3 separate regions of the Mus musculus genome follow, and all the other regions are linked to region 3. A link is a loop called in an ENCODE intact Hi-C map of the cell type or tissue named here. Cell type or tissue: heart. All regions are shown on one strand.

The links. Peaks named below come from ENCODE experiments on the same cell type or tissue, not always from the same donor. Only the 100,000 strongest peaks of a DNase experiment are listed, where the experiment ranks them.
Region 1: it touches region 3 in a loop (3.0-fold over the local background); 7 of 42 quality-filtered maps call a loop at or near these places.
Region 2: it touches region 3 in a loop (4-fold over the local background); 16 of 42 quality-filtered maps call a loop at or near these places.

The regions. Positions count from the first base shown.
Region 1 is chr10:39,449,869-39,452,368 of GRCm38, reverse strand. The region is part of intron 2 of Fyn (Fyn proto-oncogene); the gene reads right to left. Among named protein-coding and RNA genes, the nearest start is that of Fyn, 81 kb to the right of the region's middle. In heart, no CTCF peak of the experiment used is centred here; DNase peaks (open chromatin) are centred at 1,068 and 1,779; H3K27ac peaks cover 1,454 bases.
Region 2 is chr10:39,239,001-39,241,500 of GRCm38, reverse strand. No RefSeq gene overlaps it. Among named protein-coding and RNA genes, the nearest start is that of Gm31562, 4.6 kb to the left of the region's middle. In heart, a CTCF peak has its summit at 1,475 (motif pointing left); a DNase peak (open chromatin) is centred at 1,530; H3K4me3 peaks cover 627 bases; H3K27ac peaks cover 1,210 bases.
Region 3 is chr10:39,368,729-39,371,228 of GRCm38, reverse strand. It overlaps Fyn (Fyn proto-oncogene), which reads right to left and starts at 1,430. Exons shown (of 14, transcript NM_001122893.1): 1 at 1,039-1,430. Gm31616 (predicted gene, 31616) reads left to right here and starts at 1,617. Exons shown (of 2, transcript NR_168583.1): 1 at 1,617-1,734. In heart, a CTCF peak has its summit at 1,441; DNase peaks (open chromatin) are centred at 628 and 1,528; H3K4me3 peaks cover 2,309 bases; H3K27ac peaks cover 2,343 bases.

The sequences.
Region 1 (2,500 bases), 81 kb before region 3:
TCTACTGTAGGAACGAGCGCTGGACCTAGCACATAACTCTTTTATACTACAGCACATTTATCGCCATCTCATTAGGATTTGGATATATGCTTTTAGTTACCAGTAGAAACAACTAACGCATAACAAAGAGTGGTTTGTCTTCTGCATCTTTGTGCAGTCGTGAAGGAGTAATGCTGATTTTGTGGGCACTCCCACACAACAGTGCATAGCCCCCTTTGTACTCTCTGTTTCTAGGGAACACCAAGGCTGTGCATGACATCTGAACACACTATGAACAGGGATGGTTCTCATCAATGCAGGGTTATGCTCAATTTCTTCTTCCTAAGGGAGCCCTCGCATACACTTCCCCAGCCACCGTGCCTTAAGAGCAGGGCAACAGTCCCTGAAGGGGAGCCATCAGGATGGTTTAGGGCTTTGCAGGACACTAGCCCACTGACAGGACCTTTCACAGGAGTTGTCAAACCAAGCTTTCCCAGGTGACTGCTGTGAATACTCTGTGTATACTCAGGGTGGAGACCCCCAGACTCTTGCCAGTGACCGAGTCAACAATAAACTTACAGGTCAACATAAGCCAACGAGACAGAAGAGTTTACTTACTGGGAGCTTCCTGCTCTTCTGGGAGGATCTCTTTTGTCCGGTGTGTGTGTGTGTGTGTGTGTGTGTGTGTGTGTTTGTGTGTGTGTGTGTGTGTGTGTGTGTGTGTGTGTGTGTGTGTGAGTGATATGCCTGGGACGTTCACAGCTCTGCTGCTGTAGCCTGGGGATGCATGCTGCTGGTCCTGGAGCTAGGGAGAGCACAGGGAAGCAAGCTCAGTGTAGATGAGCCCAGCACCTCTGAGTTCCCATGCACTCCTCACTGCTTAGGTCTCCGTGAGTGGAGGAGCTCTCAATCCTGAGTAAGGTTATAAATGAGAGAGAGTGGCAAGGCCCTGGTCACGCCCCTTTCTGAGGAGTCCAACTCTGCAGAGCTTCATTCTGTTCAGGGAACTGACCCAGCAGTGCCCTGGTTACGGTGACCGTCTCGTGTCTGCATTTCCAGAAGCTTCCAACTCAGCTGGACTCAATCTGCTAGCGGATATGCTGAGCACTTCCCAAATTATCTTAACCAGAGTGGCCACTGGTTGCCTTCCTGAGAAGTCACATGGATGTCATTTCCTGTAAAGACAATAGGAGACTAACTGCTCAGCCCCAGCCTCCAATAGGGAAGGTATGTAATTACTGAAGGGTAAATAAGGAAGAGCTTGGGGCTTCTGGATCTGCTCCAATTACTTGTGGGATCCGGTAGGTGGGTGGGTGGGTGGGTGGGTGGGTGGGTGGGTGGGTGGGCTCCCTGGTCTGGAAAAGATCTGAGGGCTGTATCCTCTGCAGGCATTTATACCCTTTCACATGTTGCTGGGTCTCAGTAAAGACCCAGATTTCTGAGGAAAGCAAGCAGACTGGCCATTACACAGAGCCACATGTGGCTTCAGTGTCATTTTGATTCCCATGTAGGAGTTGTGTATAGTTGTGGAGGTCGGGAGTGTCCCACAGACAACTCTGGTGTTTCCTTGCTTGTCAGCCCCATTGGGGAGAGGCCTATGCTGGGATTTACCTGATTCTGTGTCTGTTGTGGTGGCCTGCTGAGAACGAGTCTTCTGTCAGGCAGTGAGACGCTGCTATCTGCCTCCCTCACAGCTTCTGCCGCAGCTGCCCACCTCTCAGACCCTTTCTGCTTTCCCTTCCCTGCCCGCTTCCCTACTTCCAATTTCCCCAGTCCCAGCAGCATCCTGTGCCATCAATTCAAGCTGCCCTGCTGCCATTCTGGCTTGCGCCTCATCCGCTACCTTCAGCTGGAAGGCAGGACCTCTCCTTGGTCACTGCTGTGTCCCAGTGCTTGTGCAGATCCTGGCATGGGACTAAGAGAGTGTCTCACGGGAGCTCCTGCTACTTCCTGTCTCTGGCTTCTCTCCCGCCTTACTGTATATATGAATATTTAGGGCACAGGCTGCTTAGGTCCCAACTACAACCTGTCATCTGGGAAGGATTTATAGCCTAGACCCATACTTCAAAAGTGAGAAATGTTTTACTGTGGCTAAGAAGCTTGTGAGAGGCCTTCTAAGCAGAGGGCAGCAGAGATGGGCATTTTAGCCAGGCTGCTAACCCAGCGCTTTGGCTGCTATGTCAACACTCGTGCACACACGCACAACAGTCTCTCCAGGGAGCCTACTATGCAGTGAGCACTCAAAAATATTTGTTGACTGGCTGAATAAATGACTGGGTCTCAATGAACGTTGCAAGGGGTTGATCAGTTTGTCATATAGTGGAATGCTCTCCAAAAATACCGACAAGGAATGGGGGTTACGAAGCTGCCAGCCAGAAACCAGACTCTGTCCCACACGGTCACTGAGTCACGTCCATCCCGGACTGTTGAATCAATGACACTATTAGAAAGTCCATGACTACCAGGTATGATGACACACACCTGTAATCTCAAAACCTGGGAGGCTAAGGCAGGAGGATTA
Region 2 (2,500 bases), 130 kb after region 3:
TAAATGATGGTTCTCAGCCCGGGGGGTCAAACAACACTTTCACCGGGGTCACCGAAGACCATCAGAAAACACAAATATTTACATTACAATGCATAAAAGTAGCAAAATTATAGTTGTGAAGTAGTGACAAAAATAATCTTTCAGTTGGGGGTCACCGCAGCATGAGTACTAAAGGGTCCCACATTAGGGAGGTTGAGAGCCACTGGTCTAGAAGCAGCCCCCTTGCTCACCCGAGCCTTCGGAACTGGCTTTCACAGGCCATTGACACCAATGTGATGCCAATACAGGCATCCAAGTGGTTTGGAAGCCATCCCACTTGTATTCCGAGAGGACATTAACACAGCACTGCAGTCTTAAGTGGAGAGAAAGATGGAGTGTGGTCCAGAGAGCTCTGGGCTCAGACCAGTGGTGCTGTTTCAAAGCTCTTCTAGGAGCTGCACACTTGGCCATCCTTCCTTCTGCCTGTCTTGTGCGTGTTGCTCAGGTCCATTCCGGTTTTGAGGGGCAGCGGGAAAATAGTCCCTGACTGCTCCCTATATCCAGTCTCTCCCCTGTCCAGGCCAACTTGAGTAGAAATAAAATTTAAAAATATAAAGTGCCTACTACAATGCTATGCAAAGTGCTATGCACTTACTTAATTCTTGTGTAATTTTATAAAGATAGATAACTTCATTTTTAAAATGTTCATTAGTTTTTTTGGACATGTTTTGATTTTATTTACCTCACTTGCCCAACTTTTCTCTGGTCCATTCTCTTTTCCGTCCACCCAACTTTGTGCGTGTTTTGTCTTGTTTTGTTTTTGTTTCTTAAAAATCTCTGATAACCAATTTGTGCTGCCCAAATATGCTTGCACATGTGGCCTTCTACTGGAGAGTGGTCAGCTTCTCAGGGCCTACTCGGATAGACTAGGAGGCAGCCGGGCAGTGCCCTGGTACATTGATAACAGCTTTGACTACACTCTCGTTCTTCACCTTCAGAGCTCTAACCATTGAGAGAAGCTGCAGGTACTAAGGGTCTTTACTGCTGCTGTCTCCTCGTGTTTCTTGGTTATTTTATACTCTGGGTATAGCCCAGCAGAGAAAGAAATAAGCCCCAGTGGTGTGGGGTAGTAGTGGCGATCAACAAACATATAGTTAGTATTTCAGCTTGGCTTCTACTCGGGTCTGATTGTTTGATGGTCGTCTGGGAAGAAATGATACAATAGGGCAGTGGGGGAGGCATTGGAACCCGTTGAAAAGTCAAACTGTGCGGGGGTGGGGGGTGTTGAAAACATTCTTTGATGATTTGCTGTATCTTCTTTTGACTTCTGTGATGAAAAGCAATGTCCTTGCAGGCAGCACGAACCTACCCTGGGGAGTGAGGGAGCTGATTTTCTTTCACTGAAGTCTGCAGATTGCTTTGCAGTGAAGACCACGCGGCTCGGGCTTCCCCGCCCAACGGGGGAGCCGGGTTTGATTGTAACGAACAGCGACCTCTAGTGGGTATCTTAGAATTTGCATTTGGCAAAGACTACACAATGAAATGGGAATCCTGATCGAATTCCAAAGGAACAAAGGAGGCACTTTCCCATTGTTTTCCCTGGTAGAGAAGTCCGGGATCCAGGTCTGAAGAGTTCTCCTCATCTGCACCACTCACTCTTGGAGGTGATACTCGACACATTGCCTCCCCTGCCCCTTCCTTCAAACCTGTCACTGGCTTTGATTTTTAAAGGCTCTCCTGCTTGGCTCAAAGATATCATAGTCATCAACTTCTCTTAGTGTGATTGTGCATGTGTATATGTGCGTGAATGTGCGCGTGGGTGTGTGCGTGTGGGGGATATGAATCATCATGGCACTGGAAGATAGAAGATCAGGGCCATCCCAGAGAGCTATTGGGAAGGCTATTCTCCATAGGGGAATAGAGTGCCTGTTCACCCTAGTTCATTATGGCTTCTTCCTTGGGCTGCCATCCCTTTTCCCATATGAGGCTGTATGTTGCCTTTGAAAACAAAATCCTCTCCGTGACCCTACCTCTTCCACATAACAGCAGGTGGCTAGTGTAGGTTTCTTCCTGTTCTATAGCTCTGATCTCAGCCTCACCCACACCTAATATTCCAGGGTCTGCTCTCCAGGCCGAGTTAGCTCTGTCGATGGTATTCATTCCCAAGGAAAAATGGGGGCAGAGAGTGACCTCTGACTTTGTCAGGAGCTGGGAGAATTCTACTGGAGAAAGGCTGAAATCACAGCTCCTGGCCTGTGACCTCACAGATTTGTGATGGGAACAGGAGTCTGAGGTCTGGGGCATGAGAGCATAGATAATAGAATAAATTTAGAGACGTTTAAAGCCAACACAGTCTTGATATGTGGATGCTGTGATCACTGGGCTGGGGCTTGAAACAGCCTTTTAAACTAAGTTTCAAAATGGAGGTGCTGTGTGCCTTCCTGTAGCTTTAAGCTGTGTGTGACAAACTTCCTGTCCCCTGGGCTTTCCTCATACTTTGAACAAGGCTTAGGCATTTGCT
Region 3 (2,500 bases):
AGTCTGTAAACACAGCTAAATGCCTGCACCTGCCACCCGGGATCCGGGAGCCTTCATTTTTTGGTAAGTGTGGCAGAAAAGACTAAGAGATCAACTGCTTCACCAGAAAGAAAGGGACGCCCCAGGGATGAGACACAAGAAGCATGGTGCCCTGGGTACTTTATGTGTCTCTCCTCTATGAACTGAAAGGGCTCTTTGTGTCACACACACACTCACACACACACACACACAGAATGAGTCTGATTTATTAGAGGAAGGAGGGGCAAAACGGGTGATTTTATTATCCCTCCTCCCAGTGAGTCCCAGCAAACGCCTCCTGGGCCCAAGCTTGGTGGCCTCTTTCTAGCTCAGTCAGTCCCTGTGGCCTCAAAGATAAGAGAGCCTAGAGGAGACCAAACAAAACCGTCTACCGACCTAGGGAAGTAGGGAGGAAATCCAGCGTGTCGAGAAGGGAGGAGAAATAAGCTTGAGAGAGCAAAAGGGGTGGGGGGACAGAGGAAGAGGAGGCAAGGCCAGACACAGGGGAAAGGGGAAGGGTGGGTGGGTGGTAGCACAGGAAGGGTGAAGGGGAGGGTGGGGGAAGTGCAAGGGAGGTTCCAGAAATAGGCAGGAGGATGCGCTGGGGAACGGCAAGGGCCACCGAGGGAGGAAGCCGAGAGGTGGAGGAGTGGGGCAGGGGTTGGGTGGGGAGGAAAGCAGCACGGGGCATCAATTATTAAGTGATTACATCATCCCTGACATTAAAACAACACACACAGCCCTGGTCCCCGCGGGGGGCCGCGAAAGGAGGGCGGGGGCGGAGCTGGGCCAACCTCACCCCCAAGCCAATTCCTATTTTCCACCCGGCACCCGCCGGCGGCCGAGGAAAGACACCCCGGTGCCTGCGCAGCCTCGGGGCGGCACCCCGCATCAGTGTCCTGCGTCGCGGGGCGCCCTGGAGGCTGCGCGGCGGGACCGCAGCGGGAGCAGCCCGTGCGGGGGCGCTGGGCCGGGCGTCTCCGCAGCATCCCGAGGCTCCGCGCATCCCCTGTCGCTTACCTGCTTGGCTTGGCGCTCAGCTCCGGAGCACATTCACATGGTCCTCTCCCCGCCCTCCTCCGGCGCGGCCCAGGCGGCTCCCGCGGCTCCGCGGCGGGGCCCAGGAGCTCGTGGGCCTCGCGAAGCGCCGAGGGGGCGGCGCCGGTGTCCCCGGCCCGGCAGCCCGGTCCCTCCCTGGCGCGGGTGGCGGCTTTGTGTGTGCCCGGGGAGTCCTCGAAACGCTCCGGCTAGAGGCGGCCTCGCTGAGCTCTTGACCAGCGGGCGGGTCTCGGAGGCCCGGCGCACGGCGACCCCTCCTCCTCTCTGCGGAGCCCCCTCCCCGCCGGCTGCGCTCCTGACAGATGGCGCAACTGCACCGACGCGCCGCCGCCACCGCCGCGGCTTCTCGCAGCTACTCTCGCTGATGCTCGGGCTGCTCCGGATCCCGAGGGGTTCGAGAGGGGGCGGGACACGCCCTGAGACTGTCAGGTCTTTCTGCCCTATCAAAGGGCCCGCTGAGGGCTGAGCGCCGGCAGCCATTGGTGAATGCGTCGGAGGCGGGACGGCCATGGGTGGGGCCGCCGAGTGGGTTGAGCTTTACAGTGGTGGCGGGCAGCCTGCGGTGCGCACGGCCACAGGGTGTGTGAGAGGATGCGAGGTTGGCGGAGAAGGAAGAGTTGTGTGTCTGAGGATCGTGTGGAGTTGCGAGTTGGTGAGGTGGGCAGGAGAGTGCGCAGGGAATGAGCTGCTTTCCACTTTGCCAGTGGAGACTGGCACCTGCCACTCCAGCCTCACAGCCATGGGAACCTATTTCTCCAAAGAGATAGCCTCGCCTTTGAGAGTGGGAGGATAAAATGGAAAGGTGTTAAGAATGGCGATGGCAAATTAGGGAAGTGAGGAGCAAAGTAGAGAAGTACCATTGCAGAAACTGGGAAAGCTAGGACCAGCAAACGCACAACAAATAGTAAGAAATTAATGACTTGTTAGTCTCATTTTCTTGGGTACCCAAATATGCTCCCCGCCCCCCCCCCCACACCTACCCCAGGAAAAGTGAAAGAGAAGTATGACTGAAATTCAAGGGGCCTGCAACAAAGAGTCCCAAAACCACCCAGTAGAGATTGCTTGTGCTTTTCCCTAGCTGTTTACCAGTGGCCATTGCTCGTCTGGCTCCTTGGGGCATTCAAACTTCTCTTGGTTTTCTTGTTTTCGCTGGTGGCTGAGCTGAGCTTTTTGCTCAGATTTTCCTTGACGAAATAATAGCCGGGTTGGTCTGCAGTCTTTATTTCCGATTCAGCTTTTCTATGGCAGGATGTAACTTCATAAAAAGAAACATTTTGCCTTCCTGATTTTCTTTATAGGCAATTCCTGTTTACTGAGAACTCTGTTTTAAGACATGTTCAGAATCATTTTCTTTAATGATTTTGGTAAGAAACTCATCCCTCCCCCTCAGCAAATCTAATCTTCTAAGAAGTAAGTTTAAGCG